Linked DNA regions of Homo sapiens: region 2 is linked to region 1. Evidence: chromatin loops called from intact Hi-C (ENCODE). Cell type or tissue: PC-3. All regions are shown on one strand. Each heading gives the region's core, and the rest is flanking DNA. Links, peaks and the distances in the headings are about the cores only. Region 1 overlaps LPXN (leupaxin). Region 2 has its middle 37 kb from the start of CNTF.

What was found. A loop is a pair of places that touch in the nucleus more often than their neighbours do. Peaks named below come from ENCODE experiments on the same cell type or tissue, not always from the same donor. Only the 100,000 strongest peaks of a DNase experiment are listed, where the experiment ranks them.
Region 2: a loop joins it to region 1, with 8 times the contacts of the local background. A loop is called at or near these places in 4 of 110 quality-filtered maps.

Annotation. Positions count from the first base shown.
Region 1 is chr11:58,571,205-58,575,604 of GRCh38, forward strand. All of the region lies in intron 1 of LPXN (leupaxin), which reads right to left. Among named protein-coding and RNA genes, the nearest start is that of LPXN, 2.5 kb to the right of the region's middle. In PC-3, for the core only: no CTCF peak of the experiment used is centred there; DNase peaks (open chromatin) are centred at 2,457, 2,787 and 3,817; H3K4me3 peaks cover 2,485 bases; H3K27ac peaks cover 2,666 bases.
Region 2 is chr11:58,657,144-58,661,543 of GRCh38, forward strand. No RefSeq gene overlaps it. Among named protein-coding and RNA genes, the nearest start is that of CNTF, 37 kb to the left of the region's middle. In PC-3, for the core only: no CTCF peak of the experiment used is centred there; a DNase peak (open chromatin) is centred at 2,478; H3K4me3 peaks cover 1,357 bases; H3K27ac peaks cover 2,482 bases.

The sequences.
Region 1 (4,400 bases), core at 228-4,227:
TGATGCACACCTGTGGTCCCAGCTACTTGGGAGGCTGAGGTGGGAGGATCACCTGAGCCTAGGTGAGCCTGCGATGAGTCGAGATCACGCCACCACACTCCAGCAGCCTGGGCCAAAGGAGTGATACCCTGTCTCAAAAAATAAATAAATAAATAAATAAATAAATAAATAAATAAATCCTAAATGCTTTTTTCTATCAGAAAAATAGAAGCAATTATATTACCATTTTTCAAAACATACGAGGGAAATAACACTTATTCTTAATCCTAATGATATTTTTTCTTAAATCTTAACAATTATCCTGAGCACGTAACAAAATTTTCAAAGCAAGGTATAAGTATCCTGTCTTTTAGGGTGTGGAGAGAAAAAATGGTTGGGGATAAAACTGAGATATTGCAAAATCAAGTAAGATGTTGCAATTTAAATAGTTGGGATTTGTTACTCTTTCAGTTTTTTTTCTTTTTTTTTTTTTGGAAAAGTATTATATACTAGTATCTATCTGTTACAATGAAATAAATAATAATTAATAAAAATTAACACATGCCAGGCACTGTGCTCAGGAGTTTACACATTTCATTTAATCATCCTAACACTTTGAGGCAGATGATATTATTGTCCTTATTTTGTAGATCACAAGAAAGAGACAAAAATAATTTGCTTAAGCGCATGAATGCAGAACCAGGACTTGAATCTGGGCTATCTGATCCCTAGCCCCTGCATTAACTAAAAGTTAGAAGTTCCAGTCTCCTGTCTTATATATATTCTCTGGGTTACCTTGAGCATGTCACATCCTTCTCTGATGCAGTTTCCTCATCTACATAACAAGGCAATTTGATTAGAACAGTATTTTTCAAATTATGGCTCAATAATGCATTAGTGGATCTCTAGCGGACTTCTTACCACAGATTTTAGCTTTCAAACTTTAAACACATAATTACATTATTTCTAAGGACCTGCCTACATCTAAAGTTCTCAGATAAGGAAAATAAACTTCACAGGTCATTAAAAAAAAAACAGATTTTTCATTTATTTTAGATTTTGGAGGAATGAATATTTCTTAATGGCGTTAGAAGAGATCTAATCCTTTTTTTTTTAACAAATGAAATATACAGATCTTTCATAATCATCCATTTATCAAAAATGTTGACTTTTATGTACCATTTTAGAGATAAGCAAACTGAACTAAACTCTCGGGCAAATGAATAACTGTAATGGGAAAAAAGAGATGAGTGGGACCCTATGGCATTAAAAAGTTGAGAGACTTATAATAAATTTCAGTGTATGAACTTTATTTGGATCATTAAATCTACTGTAAAAATGAAACAATCAAGACTATTGAACACTGACTGGATATTAAATAATATCAAGTAAGTACTGTTTATTTTAGGTGTGATAATGATATTTAATAATATTAATTAATTCTGTTAAGTTTTTAGGTGTGATAATGGTATTTTACAATATTAAGGAATTAATATTAAGGCTGTTGTTATGGCAATGGCATTACAGTTATATGTATAAATATATATTTATTTTAGAGGTCAGTGTTAAAATAGTTACAGATAAAATGACATCTGAAATTGTTTTAACATAATTACAGGGGTGAAAGGAATGGGTGGGCATATATATGAAGTAAGACTGATGAAGAACTGATTGTTTCAACTGGTTGATGGGTATATCAGAATTCATTAAACTATTTTCTCTACTTTTGCATACTTAAATTTCTTTATAATAGAAGTTTTTTAAAAAGAAGGACAAATAGGCCGGGCATGGTGGCTCATGCCTGTAAATCCCAGCACTTTGAGAGGCCGAGGCGGGCGGATCGCCTGAGGTTGGGAGTTCGAGACCAGCCTGACCAACATGGAGAAAACCCGTCTCTACTAAAAACACAAAATTAGCCAGGCATGGCGGCACATGTCTGCAATCCCAGCTACTCAGGAAGGCTGAGGCAGGCGAAACGCTTGAACCTGGGAAGCAGAGGTTGCGGTGAGCCGAGACCGTGCCATTGCACTCCAGCCTGGGCAACAAGAGCAAAACTCCGTCTCAAAAAAAAAAAAAAAGAAAAGAAAAGAAAGAAAAAGAAAAGAAAACTAAGGTAGAAAAAGAAAGAAAACTTTTTGCCTCAGATTTTTATTAGCCAGACCCCACACCAAATTTGAGAATTTTGAATTTTTATTCTACATCTTTCAATTATGCTAGAGCCCCTTTCTTTTCTATTTTCTAAGCTTTGCTCTAACTAGAAGCCAAAGATCCTCCTGAGCTCAAAATAAAAAGCCATTTACAATAAAGATTATAAGAGAGAAGAAACCATACCACAAAGAGTAGGAAGTTGCCCTCAGAAGCACCAGCTAACCAAAGTTATCAAAACCCTTCTTTCTGGGTCATGAGTTATAGGCTTTTCTCTTCCTGTTTCATATGAGTGTGCATATCACCAACACTGTGAGGTTATTATGCCTTTTGCCAGATTTTGTAATTTGAAGATGACTAATTTCAGTATGACAAATATGGGATTCCTGGAGAGTGGGGGCGGGGGAAGTGGGGACTAGACTGAAGACTCCATAATTCTTCTCTGTAGTCTTTTACTGTGGAGATGAAATAATATCAATATTAACATGAAAGGAGTAAAGTGAGGTCTCTTGGGAGTCTCTGAGGGTTGCATGGATTTCATTCGGAGGCAGAATCTGCTCCTGGTTCCTCTTTATCTATCATGCCTAATGCCTACGTAATGAGGGTTTAGGTAAAACCTTCTGGGTGTATACAAGCTGCTAGCCTCTGAGGCACCACTGCAGACAGGAAATATTTGCTCACTTGAGCCAACCTGTCCTCGATGCCATTTCTCTGCCAGCAGGAAGAAAGATCCACACCAAGTCTCAAGGGTAGTTACTGGGCTGATGACAATTTGAAGAAACTGTTGAAGTGTAGCCATCAACAGCCTGTGGAGACGTAGCCAACTGGATAATCTGCACAAATATTAGCTTCCAGGCTACTTGGTACTTTCTGTATTTCCAGACAAGATTTACCTAACATTTAGCCTGCTCAGGAGATGCAAAACAATATAAGTTTCTGTTAAATCTGGGTTACTTCATTGGACAGACACCAGAACCAATAAACTTCTAAAATAGGAGAGCACCTTGTTGCTTAGTTTTGGTGTCAGGTGTTCCCGACAGTGACATTGAAAAAGTTATTTTGTTTTTCTTAGTTTTCTCATCTGAAAAAGAAGTGGATAACACCTATTTCAGAGGGTTGCTGCAGACACTAAAATGATTAACATATGTAAAAATGTCTAGTTTTTGCTTGATTTACTAAATAAGTATTAGTTTCCTTTTGAATTATTTGCCATGAAAGCCTTTCGGTGTCCCCTCCATCCCCCCCAAAAAAAAGAAAGAGAAAAAGAAAAAAGGCCCTAGCACTACTAGAACTCAAGCAGAAATTCACATTCTCCCAGCACTCACGTAGGATAAGAAATAGAATTCTACCCCAAGTCCAAAAAAGAGTCTGGCCCAATATCAAAATAGACTTTACCTCCAAAGCAGTTTGATATTTATTAAACACTACCTTTTTCTCTTCATTAACATCTCTTGCCTCCTGGTAATTTGCCCTTTACTTTTCCTCTGTTTCTCCAGCTTTGAAATCACACGCCATTTTTTTTAAGACAATGTAACAATGTGCAAGATATTTTTTGTTGTTGTTTTTTGCACTTTTGACATACCCTATCCCCAAACACACCCCAAACCAGGACACTGTGGAATTAATACAGTTTGGAAATTGGGTATAGTTTAGTGACTCAGTGTTAGTTAAGATGCTGGCAACAGATGTTGGCAAAGGCTATGGAATGAGTCCCAAGAATGACAAACCTTACATTACTCCAAAGGTTTGAAATCCAGGATTTCTCTGGTTAATATGGTTAATAGTTCCACTGCTGGTTTTAATTGTCTTAGAGTGGAAGGAGGTGTCATATTTTCAGGCCCTAGTAATCTCTTCCTTCAGAATTCTTCTGAATAAAAAGCTTAGCAACAAAATCACTAGAGTTAGAGTGCTATGCCTTCTTGATTTAATACTAAAACATGGAACAAATGAAACCACTCTGGCCTTTTTCCAACCTCTACAGATCCCTCATTCTTATACTTCTAGTCCGTCTTTTCTTCCTCATAACACCCCAATTCCCTTTTTGCTCTTTCTTTTCCTCCTCAAATCATATCTCTGCATTGTCTCGCTATGTGGCCACCCTTGATCTCCAGTGACCTCCAAAGGGCAAAACGCCCATAACAAGACAACAACTGCAGTAACAATCCAGTCCAAAAGTATTTGCCAAGAGTTTATTCCGCGGTTAGCACCAAACTCTCCATCTATTTTGCCACTGCAAACAGTGAACCCATAGTTCCCCAAAACAATCATAGTTCCTC
Region 2 (4,400 bases), core at 134-4,133, 86 kb after region 1:
TGGTATCTCATTGTAGTTTTGATCTGCATTTCCCTGATGATTAGTGATGTTAAGCATCTTTTCGTGTGCTTATTGGTCGTTTGAGAACAAAGAAGATATACAAATAACCAATAAGTACATAAAAAAATGGGTTCTTTGTCTATTTTTAAAGTCAGGTTGTTTTGTTTTTTGGTAGTAAGCGTTTAAATATTCTGAATATTAACCCATTATTAGATACGTGATTTGAAAATATTTTCTCCCATTTTGTGGGTTGTCTTTTCACTATCGATTGTGTCTGTTGATGCATAGAACTTAAAATTTTTGATATAGTCCAATTTGTTTTGTTTTGTTGTTGATGTTGCCTGTGCTTCAACTATCATTTCCAAGAAATCATCACCAAATTTAATGGCATGAACTGAGTCTAGTGTTTTTATCCTCAAATGTGGAGGTAGGTTCCATTGGGCATGAGAAACAACAACTTAAGCTTCAGAAACCCTTGACAGGTTGCAAAGTGCTTTTACCCACATTGGATTATTTAAACTTCAAAGCAACAATCAGTTCATGAATGATGAAACAGAGACCCAAGGAACCTAAGTGAGAGTTACTAAAAAATACCCAGGGGAAAAGCGTTGGGCAGAGTTATTGTTTAGGATTATTAATCAATGGTGGACCTGGGCCTGTAGTCCAATATTCAAAGTTGTTTCAATATCATACACGAGTTTTGGGAGCCTCTTAAATCTGCAAATTGAAATCAAGCTGAAAGTATCCAGAAATACAGGCCCCCCTTGCACACACACATTCATGGTAGCTTCAGATTATACTCCGGGTAGACTCAAAAAGGTGTTCAACTCCTGGGTCTTCTCCAGAGTCGGCAGTACGTGAAAGTGGGATAATGAGCAGCACAGCTGGATTCTTGTCCAAGAGGAGACCCAGAAAGAGCAAGAAACACTTTGGGCACATAGTGTTTAAAGAACTCAGAAGAGATAGACTGAATTATGGCCATACACTATGGCAAGGATAGATTGTTCCTAAATATTGATTTACCTCTTGGTGGCTTCCAATCCGCAATGGGCAGTTGTGGATCTCATTTTGTGACAGCAGATATGTAATCTTGTCAGGCTATTTGGTAGTGGAGCAAATAAACTTAAATAGAAGAGATTTCCCTCTCTGTAAGAGCCTCACAGAAGCCTACGCGTGATATTTGGGAGGAGGGGGTCTTACAACAGTGTCTTGACAAATGTGCCGATACATGAAATTTGATAGTATGCCTGTCAAGCACACTCTTCACTTGGGCAGGCTGGCAAACTGTCTTGGGAGTTCAGCTTCTGATGTGTCCCTTTGGGATGGAAAGGGGAGCCATGGCCTATTATCTTAACATAGGGAGCCAGCTTGTTTGTTTACCATGTGATTTGCCTTTCTTCTCAGGTCTCAGTTGCCTGGTAGAGGACCTGAAGGCTTGAAGAGCTGCAAACTGCACATAAACCCTCTTGCTGTTCACAATTACTCTGCAGGTGCAGGAGGAGAGAGGGTAGCTCATCAGAGCCATCTCCCAGAGCATCCACCTCTGACCCTACCAGAGTGCAAGAAACTTGCCATGACATGTTGAAAATGAGCTGGAGTACGATGTCATGTGCCTAGCCACAGAATATGCTCTGGGATAATCCTTCAGGCCTGCCTCTCAGGAGGTTAATCTCATGCAGGGTCAGGCTTGGTATATGTAACTCCACCCTGTGTTGCCCCTTGTGGTTGGTAGCATTGCGTTTTGTCATCTTTTGCCTGAAATCCAGCCACTGGACAAGCACCAGACAGTATGAATTATTAGAAAAAGCATTGCAGGCATCTTTTTCCCAGGTGACCAAATATGCTGTCTGGATTGCATGATCAAACGTACTGTGAGCAGGAAGTCAGGAGTAGGCTAATGATGCTCTCATCTTCTGTCTCCTGAAATGGGGGTTCTTTGATAACCTGTGTTTAAATAGGCTGTGAAATTTGGTGTAGACATCTACACTCAGAGATAGTGGGGTATAAGCAAGCATCCTTCCTTCTCTTTGTCTCTCCAACATTTCTGTAAATTCTCTACTCTTCACACTTCTTTACATTTATATTCTGCCAACCATCATAGATGTTAGTAACAAAAAGGAATAAAAGGATCAACAAACAAGAGAACACAAGAGACTAGTTATACAAGGTACGGCAGGATTAAAACTAGGAACTGGTGCAAAAAAGAGAATAGATTAAATAGATGATATTCAAAGCAGAAGCATCTGAACACAAGAGGAGAAAAACAATTTTCATAAGAGCAAAGTTTAAAAGTAATTCACTAAAAATAAGATTGTTTGAAAAAACATAACATCAGGAAAATAAAAAGAATATTTATTCATAATAATAGTTATTATTCCTCATAAGGAAAGCTCACCTGAGACTTGGTGTCTAGTTTTTATTGGGGGTGACTCATCGAGGCATGGAGTCATATATTGACCTTAGCTACTTAGTCACCAGCCCTATACCCCACCCCAGAGGTCAAATTGAATACAGTGAGGCCCAAGGCCCCAGGTGAATGGAATGAAAACAGGTGTATTCCAAAGGCTCACAGGTTATTTACGAGAGTTGTTTATCACAGGCCAGTCTTTTCTTAGAAAAATGCAGGATTTGAGCAGCCCAGGCCTGCTGAGTTATGCTTGCTCCCAGGTGTGTTTAAGATGAAAGTAAAATATATAAAATGAAAAGGCAAAAGTGTAAGGCCACTAAGGTTAAAATCACCCAAAAATGATTGAAAGAAAAAAAGAAATTGCAGCCAATTATTAATCAGACTTGAAGTCTGTAAGGCGTTTACTGAGAAATTCCTTAGAGTAAGGTTTCCTGCTGAAGCAACAAGCTGTCTTTCTTCCTGAAGCAGGGCTTGGCAGAGAGCTGTGAAATACCCTGTGGTTTGCCAGGCTCTTCATCTCATGCTCTGATTATATGTATTTTCCTGCAGGGAGTTCTACGGGGCAGAATCAGCTATAGCTTCCCCAGCAGCATCTATAGAGTAGGTCCCACCCACTGCACAGTGAGGCTGCTGGGGCACTTACAGCAGGAGAATCTGCAGCACTTCTGAACCAAGTCTGCAGAGGGGATGGCTCAACTGGAGAATCAGCCATATATAAGGAGTAGCTGAGCAATTAGAGGGAACTAGACTAAGAAGTAGATTGGGATCTTTGTCCTCAACTGGGCAAAGATTGAAAACAGAGTCCAGCCCTTAGATAAAGTATAGATGACAGTGGAAGAGAAGAATGCGAGAGGGTCAGATTCTAACCAGGCAAGGAATGTGACTTGAATCCTCATTCCACCTTTGGCCTGACATTTAATCAGGTCATTCATCGGACATTCAGATCCATCTCAATGACATCTTGTTATCACATAAGGAGGCCGACAAGGAGTAGGGGAGTCTCTCCTGATCACCTTTGTTTAATTTCAGATTGAATATTTTATAAACAAACTGAAACTTATGCCTGAAGAATGTGTGTGAAGCATAAAAAGATAGGTTTAGCAGACCAAGGGCAGATATTTAACTTAAGAGTAATTGATGCTTTGGGCTGGGCGCGGTGGCTCACGCCTGTAATCCCAGCACTTTGGGAGGCCGAGGCGGGTGGATCACGAGGTCAGGAGATCCAGACCATCCTGGCTAACACGGTGAAACCCCCTCTCTACTAAATATACAGAAAATTAGCCGGGCATAGTGGCGGGCGCCTGTATTCCCAGCTACTCGGGAGGCTGAGGCAGGAGAATGGCGTGAACCCAGGGGGCGGAGTTTGCAGTAAGCTGAGATCGTGCCACTGCACTCCAGTCTGGGCGACAGAGCGAGACTCCATCTCAGACAAAAAAAAAAAAAAAATAAGAAGAAGAATAACTGATGCTTTGAAAGAAGATTGACCGAAGGATACAGGTGTGCAAGCAGAGACATCCTTCTGTATAACTGGCAAAATTAACAAAAGTGACCGACATCTAGTTATTTCCTACTGGACATTTTGAGTTTTAAGGATAAAACTATTCTCAAAGTATCCAGGCAGATTAGCTACAAAAGGGCAAAAGCATCAGGCGTCTTTGGATGTTTCTTCCTCGGCACCATTAGAAGTGAAGGAAGCTATCTGCAACATTTTGAGGGGAAAGTGTTACCAATAAAGGGTCCTGACTGCAAGTTGTCCAGGTTCTTGGTGTTTTGAACAAAGAATTGGACAAAACACACAGCAAAGTAAGGAAAGAATGAAGCAATGAAAGAACAAAAGCAGGAATTTATTGAAAATGAAAGTACTCTCCACAGTGTGGGAAAGGGCCCAAGGAGCAGCTCAAGTGCCCGGGATACAGAATCTTCTTGGGTTCAAATACCCCCTAGAGGTCTCCCATTGGCCACTTGGTGCTCACCTCATGTAAATGAAGTGGTG